2 separate regions of the Homo sapiens genome follow, and region 1 is linked to region 2. The links are chromatin loops, found by intact Hi-C in ENCODE. Cell type or tissue: endothelial cell of umbilical vein. All regions are shown on one strand. Links, peaks and the distances in the headings refer to the core of each region. The heading gives the core; the rest is flanking DNA.

Region 1 (5,000 bases), core at 1-5,000, 220 kb after region 2:
ATGTTGTAAATCACTACTCTAGTGACTTTTCCCTTGCAATAAAGTCCGTACTCCTTATTCTTGACCTACAAGGCCCTGCCTGAGCTACCCCCTGTTCTCCCTGCCCTCATTGGCATAAGTCTGTATTCCTGATGTGGCGTTTTTTTCTGGTCATGGAATAGTCCAAGTTCATTACCACCTCTGGGCCTTTGATGAAATGTCTTCCTTCAGATGTTTCAAGTGGCTGTGGCTTCTTCAGTCTCAGCTCAAAAGTCCCCTTCACCCTGAGGTGTCTTTCCTAATCATGATCAGCCATCCTCCCCTCATCACTTCCATAATTCTTTATCATATCGCTTTATATACCATGCTCATTTGTGTGCTACCAGCCTCTCTTCTCTGCCCTAAAGAAGGCAAGCTTTTTCATCACTGTGTTCCTTTTGCTTTAACTGTCCTTTCTTAATAGGTATTTAGTAAGTACTAACGGGTGAATGAACGAAACTTCTTGTTGAAGTCAGCAAGAAGTTAGGATTGAGGGGAAGGCATAGAACCAGGAGCTTCTTTGGCATGGCTGGCTTTGATAGGATATGACTCCTATAGGTTTCTATGTAGAGGTCCCTGTTACCTATTCATGTATATGAAGTGGTTCTTTTACCAGACATCTATGACCAGCAGGCTACTTTATGATTTTTTCCTTAATTAAAGTAACTACTTCATATTTGCTCTATCATTTTTTTCCAGAATGTTGACTATTTCAGAATATGATTGTGTGCTCCAGATGATATTGAATGGATGGTCAGGATAGTCCATGCCTGATTAACATTTTTAACAGAATATTGTTCAAATTGATATTGAGACTTCACGTTATTGATTTCTGAATTCTACTAACTTGCTGTAAGTGAGCAAAGGAATAGTTTATGAAGTAAAAAAAATCCTTTGAATATGACTTTATGATTTTGCTTTAAATAAACTCAGATGTAACTGATAGGAACTGATGGGTTAATGTTAAAAATATGCCATCATATAAAGTGGTACACTTAGTGTAGAAGTAGGTTTAATATCATTGAGCCTTAATAGAACATCGGTATACATAACTTATGGTAATTGGTGAATATTTTTAAAAGCAGTTTAATGGCTCCAAGAGTAAACTCTAGAGAAACAGCTAAGAAATCATGATAGGCCTTTGTAAGCAGTGATTCTCTGATAACTTTAATAAGGTTGGGACCCATCGTCAGGGAGGTAGAGAGTGTCTCTTTGAGGGAAAGGACTCAAATATGTAGTGTCCCTGTGGCTCCTGAGGAAGGTTCCACAGAGACCCCTGTGGGTTGCCTACTCAGATATTGGGGAGACGAGGAAGGACAGCTCAAGCTCAAGCTGGGGTAGTGGAGCAGCACACTTCTTGCAGAAGACTGGCAGCCTAGCTCACAGCTAGGGTGCAGCATGTCTGAATTAGGGAGCCAAGCTCATGAGTGCCCTTGGTGTGCAGACTCAGCTGGCAGAGTGAGCATTGGAGCAGAGCTCCAGGTCTGTGCAGAGACAGGCAGAGTACTCTTGAGGACTGGAAGGGTCGGCATCTCCTTCCTAAACCCCGCCCAGTGTTAGAAGTCATAGTTGGGCTAAATGGCTGTGTATGAGTTTGAAAGAAACTTTGGTTATATCTTAATTTAATCCCCACTCTGTATCACAGTGTTGGGAGAGGTGTTTTTGCTTGACTGGGTTATAGGAAGCCTAGTGGCATTCTCCTCTTACAAGAAATATTTTCGGGCCTGCCTCCATAAGGGGTACAACAAAATATAGAAACTGAAGTAATAGTTTTACATTTATCTTTCTGCAGAGGAATTGTGAAACACAGAAACCATTCAGATTTTCCCCTAATCTCTCTACAAGCATAATCGCCTGGCTATTCCTGTGGTATTTCTTGTGAGTTGCAAAATTTGGGGAGGATTTGTGTCACTCTTTTTATAGATTGTTCATTTCATAATTTTCTGTTTCTTCCTCTTAGGTAAACTTGAAGGATTTGAGTTTTTGTAAATGAAAACTCTGAAGGTGCTGTTGTAGAGCGTAATTTCCCTTTGGTGACAGGGAACATCTTATACTCTTGGTTCCTTTCTTCTTTCTGTAGAACTTCACATGATTTTCTGAATCAAATGAATAAATGTTAGCCTCTGACTCATCTTGTAAATGCCCTAATCAGTTTTTTTTTTGTATTTCCTCTTAGAAAAGTCTTTCAGATTTTGATCTGAAATAATTCCTCTTTAAAATGAGTCATTCTTATGTTGATAGCATAACATCATAGTTACAGTACATACATGCTCTATAAACACAGGACTCTTAAAATAAATCTATGACCCATTGTTTTTAAATGAAAATTATCTGTGACTTTGAATTTTTGGAAGGGCACATCTTCATCTAGATATGACTGACATGAATTACTATGCAGTGTGCCTGTAGGTGGCCTGGCACAACTTAACACAGTGTTTTTTTTTTTTTTTTATCTTTCCTTCGACTTTCCTTCTCTTGAGATAGATGACTATAGGAGGTAGAAACAAGTTGTAATCACATTTACCATTTTTAATGAAATATTTTCATGTTCTTTTATCCCAGTTTGTATTAACTATACTTTTAAATTATACATTATTATAAAAATATTTTACTGTTGAGATTTTAAAAATTTAAAAGTGATAGCTATACTTGCCTCTGGTGTCGCTGATTTTCTGTGTATTTCATACAGGTCAGTATATATATATATATATATATATATATATATATATATTTTTTTTTTTTTTTAGATGGTACATATGTGTGTGCATGTGTACACACAGACACACATATTTTTACTTTTTTTTTTTTTTTTGGGAGACAGCGTCTTGCTCTGTCGCCCAAGCTGGAGTGTAGTGGCATGATCATAGCTCACTATAACCTTGAATTCCTGGGGTCAAGTGATCCTCCCACCTCGGCCTCTTCAGTAGCTAGGACGGACTACAGGTACATGCTACCACACCGAGCTATTTTTTTTTTTTTTTTTAATATAAATGGGGAAATGGGGTCTTACTGTGTTGCCCAGGCTGGCCTCTAGCTCCTGGCCTGAAGTGATCCTCCCGCCTCAGCCTCCCAAAATACTGAGATTACAGGCAGGAGCCACCCTGCCTGCTTTTTGAGAAAGAGTCTCACTCTCTCTCCCAGGCTGGAGTGCAGTGGCGCGATCTCGGCTCACTGCAAGCTCCGCCTCCCAGGTTCATGCCATTCTCCTGCCCCAGCCTCCTGAGTAGCTGGGACTACAGGCGCCCGCCACCATGCCCGGCTAATTTTTTTGTATTTTTAGTAGAGACGGGTTTCACCGTGTTAGCCAAGATGGTCTTGATCTCCTGACCTCGTGATCCTCCTGCCTCGGCCTCCCAAAGTTCTGGGATTACAGGCGTGAGCCACTGTGCCCGGCCGATGGTACATATATTTTTAAAGTTAAAAACACTTAGTATTGTTCTGTTTTATAACTTTTTCTTAACATTTTCCTAACACTCTATTTATACTTACAGGAGTTGGTGGCTGGACATAGTCCTTCTGGCAAATGATTTTAATTTACTTAACTTTTTCCCTGTTTAAAGACTTTTCCATGTTTTTGTATATTTAGTTTTCCATCTTACTATATATAGACCTCACACTATAGTGAAAATCTTCAGGCATTTAGAGTTTTTCTTCATTTCAGTTTTTTTTTTTTTAGGATAAATTCCCAGGAGTAAGGTCATGAGATATACATAATTCTGTGGCTTTTGATACATGATTTATTTTACTTTCTAAGTAGGATTTTTAATAATTTATAGTACTACCATCGTATCTTTGAGTAAATAACTTTTGTACAACCTCATCTATGTTGGATCTTGTCTTTTAATTGAAGACAATTTACTACAGGTTGAGCATCCTTAATCCAAAAATCTGAAATCTGAAATGCTCCAGAATTGAAAACTTTCTGAGTGCCTACATGATGCTCAAAGGAAATGCACATTGGTGCATTTTGGATTTTGGATATTTGGATTGGGGTGCTCAACTGCTTATCCATATATTCTAAAATCCGAAAAAATTCTGAAATACGAGACACTTCTGGTCCCAAGCGTTTCAGATAGGGGATACTCAACCTGTAGCTGTTAAGTGGTACCTCATTGTTTTAATTAATATTTATTTCCCTGCATGTCTTCATATTTGTATTGTCTTGTGGGATCTGTCATTTATATCTTCTGCTCTTAAGTATGCTTTAGAGTTTATTGTTTATTGATGAATGTCTTCTCTTTGTGTTCCTGCTATAAAAAATGATGTTCCTGATTTCTAAGTTCAAAGGAAGTTAACATTTTAATGTGTATGTGGTCACCAAGAAGGGCTGATCTAATATGCACTTTTTCTACCTGGGGAAGAAAAACTGTACTCTGTTACCAAGTAAGCAAGATGTCACGAGCCTTTTCAGATGTCCCAGCAATTTGCTGTCCTTGTAGTATGGGTAAATCTGTAACAGCTGTTTTTTTTTTTTTTTGACCTGATTATTGCTGCACTCTTTATGATGAAAACAATTTACCTCAAAAGTTGGCAGGAACACATTTATAATTTGATTCAATGAGAATAGTAGGATTTCTCACAACAGCTTCCCAGAGGCTTTAACTCTAGGGAACCCCATTTTGCTTGGTTCCTTATGGGAAAGGAGCTAATGAAGTCATCTTACATTCTTGAGAATATGGTATTTAAAGAACATATAGTGTCAGGAGAAGGCATTTTGGAAGTAAAGTTATGACAGATAATTTAAAAACATTATTTCCTTATGCTTACTATTAATTTGTGCCTGTTTGTTGAAACCTCGTCTACCTCAGTTCATAATCATCTTTTTCATTTCTGAATTTCCATTTTACCCACATTCTCATTCATGTAATAGAGTACTAAACATATAAAAATATATATATAGCTTTTGAGACAGGGTCTCACTCTGATACCCAGACTAGCATGCAGTGATCTCCTGGACTCAGGTGACCCTCCCACCTCAGCTT
Region 2 (8,276 bases), core at 1,983-6,982:
AGTGCAATGGTGTGACCTCAGCTCACTGCAAACTCTGCCTCCCGGGTTCAAGCGATTCTCATGCCTCAGCCTCCCAAGTAGCTGGGATTACAGGCATGCGCCACCACACAGGGCTAATTTTGTATTTTTAGTAGAGGCGGGGTTTCACCATGTTGTCCAGGCTGGTCTCAAACTCCTGACCTCAGGTGATCCACTGGCCTCGGCCTCCCAAAGTGCTGGGATTACAAGCGTGAGCCACCGCGCCTGGCTCATCCACTACTATTATTTGTGAACATAGAAGGGCAAACTCTCCATTGGACCAGATGGGTACAGGACCTCAGGATTAATTAGGAGAACCTATGAGGCAAATCAATGCCTTCTCTCTAATGAGGGAAAAAAGCTGGTAGACCCACGGTATGGTCTGGCTCTGTGTCCCCACCCAAATCTCATCTTGAATTGTAATCCAAATTGTAATCCCCACATGTTGGGGGAGTGACCTCTTGGAAGGTAATTAGATCATGGGGGTGGTTCCACCCCATGCCATTCTCATGATAATGAGTGAGTACCATGAGATCTGATGGTTTTATAAACGTCTGGCATTCCCCCTGCTGGCACTTCTTCTCTCTCCTGCTACCATGTGAAGAAGGACTTGTTTGTTTCCCCATTCACCATGATTGTAAGTTTCCCAAGGCCTCCTCAGCCATGTGGATCTGTGAGTCAACTAAATTTCTTTCCTTTGTAAACTACCCAGTCTCGTGTATTTCTTCATAGCAGTGTGAAAATGAACTCATACAGTCCATGTAACCAAATAACCGAATCCCTTTCCCAATGATCACTATTACTACTCAACTTAAAAATGCTACTGATAGGAGAGTTGCAGGTAAACTCTCACCTTTTCTTACATGAATAATCTATCAGAAAATAGAGGTGAAGGATCTGATTTTTGAATGTTCCATTTTTGTGTTTTCTCTTTTCTCTTTCTAGAAATAATCCCAAACTTACAGCAGTGTTATGAAAAAAATTTCCACATTGCTTTACCCCAATTCTTAACATTTTGCCACATTTGCCTATCACTCCCTATGTTATTACTCTCTACGTATTCACATTACTTTTTTCCTAAATGATTGGTGCCCTTCTATGTCAAAATACTTTAGCAGAAATCTCCTAAGAACGTTCTCCTGCATAACTACATGTATTAGTCTGTTCTCAGGCTGCTATGAAGAATTACCTAAGACTGGGTAATTTATGAAGAAAAGAGGTTTCATTGACTCACAGTTCTGCAGGCTGTACAGGAAACATGACTGGGAGGCTTCAGAAACTTACAATCAGGGAGGAAGGTGAAGGGGAAGCAAGTGTGTTTTACCATGGTGAGGCAGGAGAGAGAGAGAGTGAAGGGGAAAGTGCTATGCACTTTCAAACAACCAGATCTTGTGATTACTCTATCACGAGAACAGCAAGGGGGAAGTCTGTCCCCATGATCCAATCACCTCCCACCAGGCCCCTCCTCCGACATGCAGGGATTACAATTCGACATGAGATTTGGGTGGGGACACAGAGCCAAACCCTATCACCGTGGCTCAATTAGAAAATTCAGGAAATTTAACCTAGATATAATATTGTTATCTAATATACAGTCCCTGTTCAAATTTTACCACTTGTCTTAATAATCTCCTTGAGATGACTCTTTAGTCTCCTTTAATCTGGAACAACTCCTCAGCTTTGGTTTATTTTTCATGACCTTGCTGTTAGGTGTGTAGGCCTGTAGTTTTAGAGACTGTCTCTCCGTTTGGGTTTGTTTCATGTTTTCTCATGATGAGATTCAGGCTATACATGAGAACATGGTGACAATAGCCGGAAGTGGTGGTTCATCCTTCCTGGGGCTGTACATCAGGAAACTCATAACTGTCAGTTTGTCCTGCTGTTGATGATGTTAATTATTTTCTGACGTTTTGATCGTTGACAAGCAGTATAAGAACCAGGGAAACAAAGAATAACCAATGTGTTGGAATCCAGTTAAGTGGAAGGACTTCTTAGGCGAGTGCCATGCATTACCTGAATTTTTTTGGTGTCTCTGTTTCCAAGTTTCCTTTTGGACACACCTTCTCATTTTCAATTTGTTTGGGAAAAGTAAATAATGATAGTACTGTGGCAAGATGAATTTAAGGAAGAAGGCTTTGAAACATCTCCTGACTAAGCCCAGGCTGGAGAAGATGGACTGAAGGGCTGGTGAAACCCCATCTTTGAGTAGCAGGTGTTAAGGTGGATGGGGTCATGAAGGGCATACTCTGGTCCTGGGACTTACCAAAGCCACAGGTGGACCCAAAGATGGGGAGGAGGGGCCTGATCCCCCCCTTAATGCCTTCTTTCATTCACATCCTGCATTCTAATGTACAACTGGTGCTTGCCATCCTGTTTCACACTTCTGGCCTTTACACAGGCATGCTGGTCCAAATGGATGGGAAGAGGAGGGACTCATGTTTTTTGAGCTTCTGCTGTGATCCACTCACTTTCATGACAAATAGATGAGGAATGGTCAGCTGAGTAATCAGGAAGTAGACCTCAGCGGAAAAGGGAATCAAACAAAAGCCCAGGGAGTCAGGTGTCAGTGTCCAGAAGTTCCTTTTGAAAGAGACTTTCCTTATCTTTTAAAATGCTTTTTACTTATTATTATTATTATTATTATTATTATTTTAGAGACAGGGTATACCTCTGTTGCCCAGGCTGGAGTGCGGTGGCGTGATCATAGCTGACTGCAGCCTCGACCTCCTGGGCTTAAGTGATTCTTCCATCTCAGCCTCCCGAGCAGCTGGGATTCATGCGTTTTTAATGTCATATCAGGACTTGTCACTTGGTGGGAGGGAGGGGGGAGCTGTCTTTCAGGCAGAGAGACCTCGCTGAGGGTACTAATAATAATTCTATCAAAAATAGACCTGAAATTAAATGCTGCTATTTTAATTACTCAAACTATCTCAAAGGATATTCAAGAGTTGACTGAATGATGGGAATAGTGTTCAATAATGAATGAGTCACTAAAAAAAGATAGTGAAACAAAACACATATTTGTCTTTGTGAATCAAACAGTTATCATTGTTATTGTTTAATAACAAAATATGTATATTGCCATGTTTCTGGAGAAGAATTAGAGGATGTGCTGAAGCAAAGGGATGGTTTTGACTATTTAAATGCTAAATCTTGCTCATTCACATGCAATAGTAATGAATTCTGCATGTGGCATTTTCAGAGGAAAGAAGATAGAGATATAGCTTGAGTATCCTTTATCAGAAATGCTTAGGACCAGAAGTGTTTCAGATTTTGGACTTTTTCAGATTTTGGAATATTTGCATAATGAGATATCTTGGAGCTGGGACCCAAGTCTAAGCATGAAATTAATTTGTTTCATATACATCTTATATACATAGCCTGAAGGTAATTTTATACAGTATTTTATTATTTATTTACTTATTGAGACAGGGTCTTGCTCTGTTGCCCAGGCTGGAGTGCAGTTGTGCAATCTTGGCACCTTGCAACCTCTACCTCCCTGCAACCTCTACCTCCCTGCAACCTCCACTTCCCTTCAACCTCCACCTCCCAAGCTCAAGGGATCCTCCCACCTCAGCCTCCTGAGTAGCTACAGGCGCACACCACCACGCCCAGCTAATTTTTTTATTTTTTATTTTTATTTTTTGAGACAGAGTTTTGCTCGTCGCCCAGGCTGGAGTGCAATGGCGCAATCTCGGCTCACTGTAACCTCTTCCCGGGTTCAAGCGATTCTCCTGCCTTAGCCTCCCCAGTAGCTGGGATTACAGGCACCCGCCATCACGCCGGGCTAATTTTTGTATTTTTAGTAGAGACGGGGTTTCACCATGTTGGCCAGGCTGGTCTCAAACTCCTGACCTCAAGTGATCCACCCGCCTCGGCCCCCTAAAGTGCTGGGATTACAAGCGTGGGCCACTGTGCCCGGCCAGCCTGGCTAATTTTTTTGTATTTTTGGTAGAGATGGGGTTTTGCCATGTTGCCCAGGCTGATCTCGAACTCCTGAGCTCAAGTGACCCACTTGCCTCGGCCTCCCAAAGTGCTGGAATTATAGGCTTGAGCTACTATGCCTGGTCTGTTTTATGCAATATTTTAAATAATTCTGTGCATGAAACAAAGTTTTGGCTGTTTTGACTGTGATCTGTCACTTGAAGGCAGGTGTGGAATTTTCCACTTGTGGTATCAGGTCAGCTCTCAAAAAGTTTCAGATTTAGGAGAATTTTGAATTTTGGATTTTTGGATTAGGGATGTTCAACCTGTTTTATGCTGATTGAATGTGAGAGAAGGCATGACTGAGGACCCTGGCAAAAATGAAGAGGAAGTAACAGGATTTGCAGGAAATAGTTATAATCTGTTAAGATACTTCTGTGTGTATGTGAAGCTAACCAATACATTGTGGTCAGTCTAGGTCCTATTTAGTTTTTCTTGCTGCAGCTGCCCTCCAGGAATCAACTGAGCTGTAATTTTCTGATATAGCCACCAGGTGGCCTTTAATTCCCTTGGGTGCCTGCAGGACAAGTCGAGCCGGCCAACTGGCCTGTCCCGGGTCCCAAGGTGGGTGGGGGCATTAGTAATTAATCCTGTCCTGGATATTCTTTCTTCTGCCAGTACTGACGTATTACTGTGCCCATCTGGTCCTCCTTGTTCTGTTGGACTGCCTGCCAGATGGATAGGGTCTCTTCTGTGAATTTAAACAACCATTCACACAACCTAATGAATACATTATAAACTATTTCCACTCCTCCAAATTAATTTTCTACTTTTGATCATGTCTCTACATAGACTTATATAATTGTAACAAGTGTTCATCCGTTATTTGGTATACTGCTTTTAATTCAATATTACCTAATATGCTAGAATTAGTCTATCTACATACTTACATTTTAGAAAGTAAAATCATGGCTGGATGCGGTGACTCACGCCTGTAATCCCAGTACTTTTGGAGGCCAAGGTGGGTGCATCATGAGGTCAGGAGTTCAAGACAAGCCTGGCCAACATGGTGAAACCCCGTCTCTACTAAAAATACAAAAAATAGCTGGAAAAAGTGGTGTGTGCCTGTAATCCCAGCTACTCAGGAGGCTGAGACAGGAGAATCGCTTGAACCCAGGAGGTGGAGGTTGCAGTGAGCTGAGACCTTGCCATTGCACTCCAGCCTGAGTGACAGAGGAAGACTCTGTCTCAAAAAACAAAAAGTACAATCATGTTTTATTATACTTCTAATTTTGTTCATTAACGTAAGTAGCATTGATATGAATGTGGGAACTTTGGACCCAAAGTAGAACTAGAGGATCAAAGAATGATTTTATAATTCTTATGTATTCCCAAGTTGCCTTACAGAAATAAAACATTCTATTTAATTACCATTTTTTCCTAAAGCCGCTAACCCCCAATAAACAAGTAAGTTGTTGGTGCCGGTGTCTTGAAAAGTTGTCAAATGCCTCCCTCCCCATCTCCTCTTCTTACCACTTGCCCTCTTTTCTGTGCAGCTGACATGCAAACTTGCTCCTTCCATAAGAGTTGGCAGGATGGGAACTTTCATGTATTTGAGCAGATGTGTATCAGCATTATTTGGGAAAAGGTATGCACACATCATTCAAATGAGTGGAACCATTTGGAAAGCTCCAGTTTTATTGGTTTTCATTATTGATAGTATAATGCTTCTTGATGTTGCCTAAATCTGTGTTTCTTTCATTAGTAACAAGGCTCGGCCCTCCCCAGCAATTAACCTGTCTGTATTTACTTGTCTGAAACCACTTAACAACTCTGACCACTCATCAGGGGAAATCTGAGCACTAATGTTATCCATTTTTTAATACTATGTTGGTAAGTTATGTTTTTCACGCCTATTTTTCTAATTTTTAATTTTCATTAAAACCTTTAAGTTACATTTTTCTAGTGAAGAAACTGTTTACTTGAATAATTACTTATGTTTAAATAGCTTAATAAAAATCCAAAAAGTTTAAGAGAGCATAAGTGAAAAGTTGTTTCAACATCAACCACCACACCCCCACCAAGTCTTCCAGCTTCCTTCCCTAGAAGCAACCACTGTTTTGGTTTTTGTTTTCATGTTCTTGTAGATATATTTAATGGATATAAACTATATATATATATATCCTTTTGTTTTTAAACACCGAGAGTAGCTACAAATACATCATGTTAGTGCATTGCCTTTTAAAAAATTTAACAATGTATCTTGGACATGTTTCCATGTCAAGATGTATGAATTATCTCATTGTTTTAACAGCTGGGTAGTATTTCATTGTATGGATGGATATGTTGTAATTCAGTAAACAGTTTCTTTTTTCTTTTCTTTTCTTTTTTTTTTATTTGAGACAGAGTCTCGCTCTGTTGCCCATGCTGGAGTGCAGTGGCACGATCTCTGCTCACCGCAAGCTCCGCCTCCCGGGTTCACGCCATTCTCCTGCCTCAGCCTCCCGAGTAGCCGGGACTACAGGCGCCCGCCACCACGCCCGGCTAATTTTTTTTTGTATTTTTAGTAGAGACGGGATTTCATCGTGTTAGCCAGGATGGTCTGGATCTCCCGACCTCGTGATCTGCCCGCCTCAGCCTCCCAAAGTGCTGGGATTACAGGCATGAGCCGGTATCCGTAAATTTCTGTTGCTACAAATAGTAGTGTAATCAATATCCTGGTGTACACATTTTTGCATCCATCCATGTGTGTCTGTAGGATAATTTTTTTTTTTTTTTTGATGGAGTCTTGCTTCTTCACCCAGGCTGGAGTGCAATGGTGCGATCTTGGCTCACTGCAAACTCCGCCTCCCGTGTTCAAGCAATTCTCCTGCCTCAGCCTCCCAAGTAGCTGGGATTACAGGCACATGCCAGCACACCCGGATAATTTTTGTATTTTTAGTAGAGACGGGGTTTCACCATGTTGGCCAGGCTGGTCTCAAACTCCTGACCTCAAGTGATCCGCCTACCTCAGCCTCCCAAAGTGCTGGGATTACAGGCGTGAGCCACCGCGCCCAGTTAGGATAAATGTTTAGAAGAGAAATTATGCGTCAAAAGTATCTGAATTTGAAATTTGGTAGCTATTACCATTTTCTCCCCCTTTGAGTTTTTTTCATTTGCATTTTAAACATTTAAAGTCAGCAATATTTTAAAAATTGCCTTTATTTTTTAGAGCAGTTTTAAGTTCACAGCAAAATTGAGCAGGAGGTACAGAGATTTCCAGTACGTCCTCTGCCCCACACATGCATAGCCTTCCCCATTGTCAACATTCCCCACCAGATGGGGTACACTTATTACAATCGATGAACCTACATTCACTCATCATTACCACCCAGAGTCCATAGTTTATCTTAGAGTTTACTCTCCATGTTGTACATTCTGTGGGTTTGGACAAATGTATAATGACATGTATTCACTATTATAGCATCATATGTAGTAGCTTCACTACACAAAAAATCCTCTGTGATCCACCTATTCATCCCTCTGTCCTCCTAACTCCCGGCAACTGCTGATCTTTTTACTATCTTCATAGTTTTGCCCTTCTAGAGTGTTATATAGTTGGAATCATACAGTACGTGGCCTTTTCACATTGGCTTCTTTTACTCAGTAAAATCTTGGTTGCTTCAAGTTTTGGCAATTATGAATAAAGCTGCTATAAACATTGGTGTATAGGTTTTTGTGTGGACATAAGTTTTCAATTCCTTTGGGTAAATACCAAGGAATGTAATTGCTGGATCATGTGGTAAAAGCATGTTTAGTTTTGTAAGAAATCACCAAACTGTCTAACGCTGTAATGGCCTTTTAGAAAAAAAGAAAACAAACAAAAGAAACCACCAAATTGTTTTCCACAGTAGCTGTACCATTTTGCATTTCCATCAGTAATGAACAAGAGTTCCTGTTGCTCCGTATTCTCACCAGCATTTGATGTCAGTGCTCTGCATTTTGGCCAATCAAATAGATGTGTAGAGTATCTTGTTGTTTCAAGGTTAAGCATTTTTTGATATAAGAAGCCAACTTTTTTTTTTTTTTTTTTTTTTTGAGACAGAGTCTTACTCTGTTACCTAGGCTGGAGTGCAGTGGGGTGATCTTGGCTCACAGCAACCTCCGCCTCCTGGGTTTAAGCAATTCTTGTGCCTCAGCCTCCAAGTAGCTGGGATTACAGGTGTGTGTCACCAGGCCCGGTTAATTTTTGTATTTTTAGTAAAGACGGGGTTTCGCCATGTTGGCCAGGCTGGTCTCTAATGCCTGGCCTCAAGGGATCCATCTGCCTCAGCCTCCCAAAGTGCTGGGATTAC

What was found. Hi-C counts contacts between places; a loop is a spot of excess contacts. Peaks named below come from ENCODE experiments on the same cell type or tissue, not always from the same donor. Only the 100,000 strongest peaks of a DNase experiment are listed, where the experiment ranks them.
Region 1: a loop joins it to region 2, with 2.4 times the contacts of the local background. A loop is called at or near these places in 1 of 110 quality-filtered maps.

What each region holds. Positions count from the first base shown.
Region 1 is chr1:223,829,230-223,834,229 of GRCh38, reverse strand. All of the region lies in intron 1 of TP53BP2 (tumor protein p53 binding protein 2), which reads left to right. Among named protein-coding and RNA genes, the nearest start is that of TP53BP2, 14 kb to the left of the region's middle. In endothelial cell of umbilical vein, for the core only: no CTCF peak of the experiment used is centred there; a DNase peak (open chromatin) is centred at 2,249; H3K27ac peaks cover 1,472 bases.
Region 2 is chr1:224,047,219-224,055,494 of GRCh38, reverse strand. No RefSeq gene overlaps it. Among named protein-coding and RNA genes, the nearest start is that of FBXO28, 63 kb to the left of the region's middle. In endothelial cell of umbilical vein, for the core only: a CTCF peak has its summit at 4,481; DNase peaks (open chromatin) are centred at 2,504 and 4,504; H3K27ac peaks cover 1,625 bases.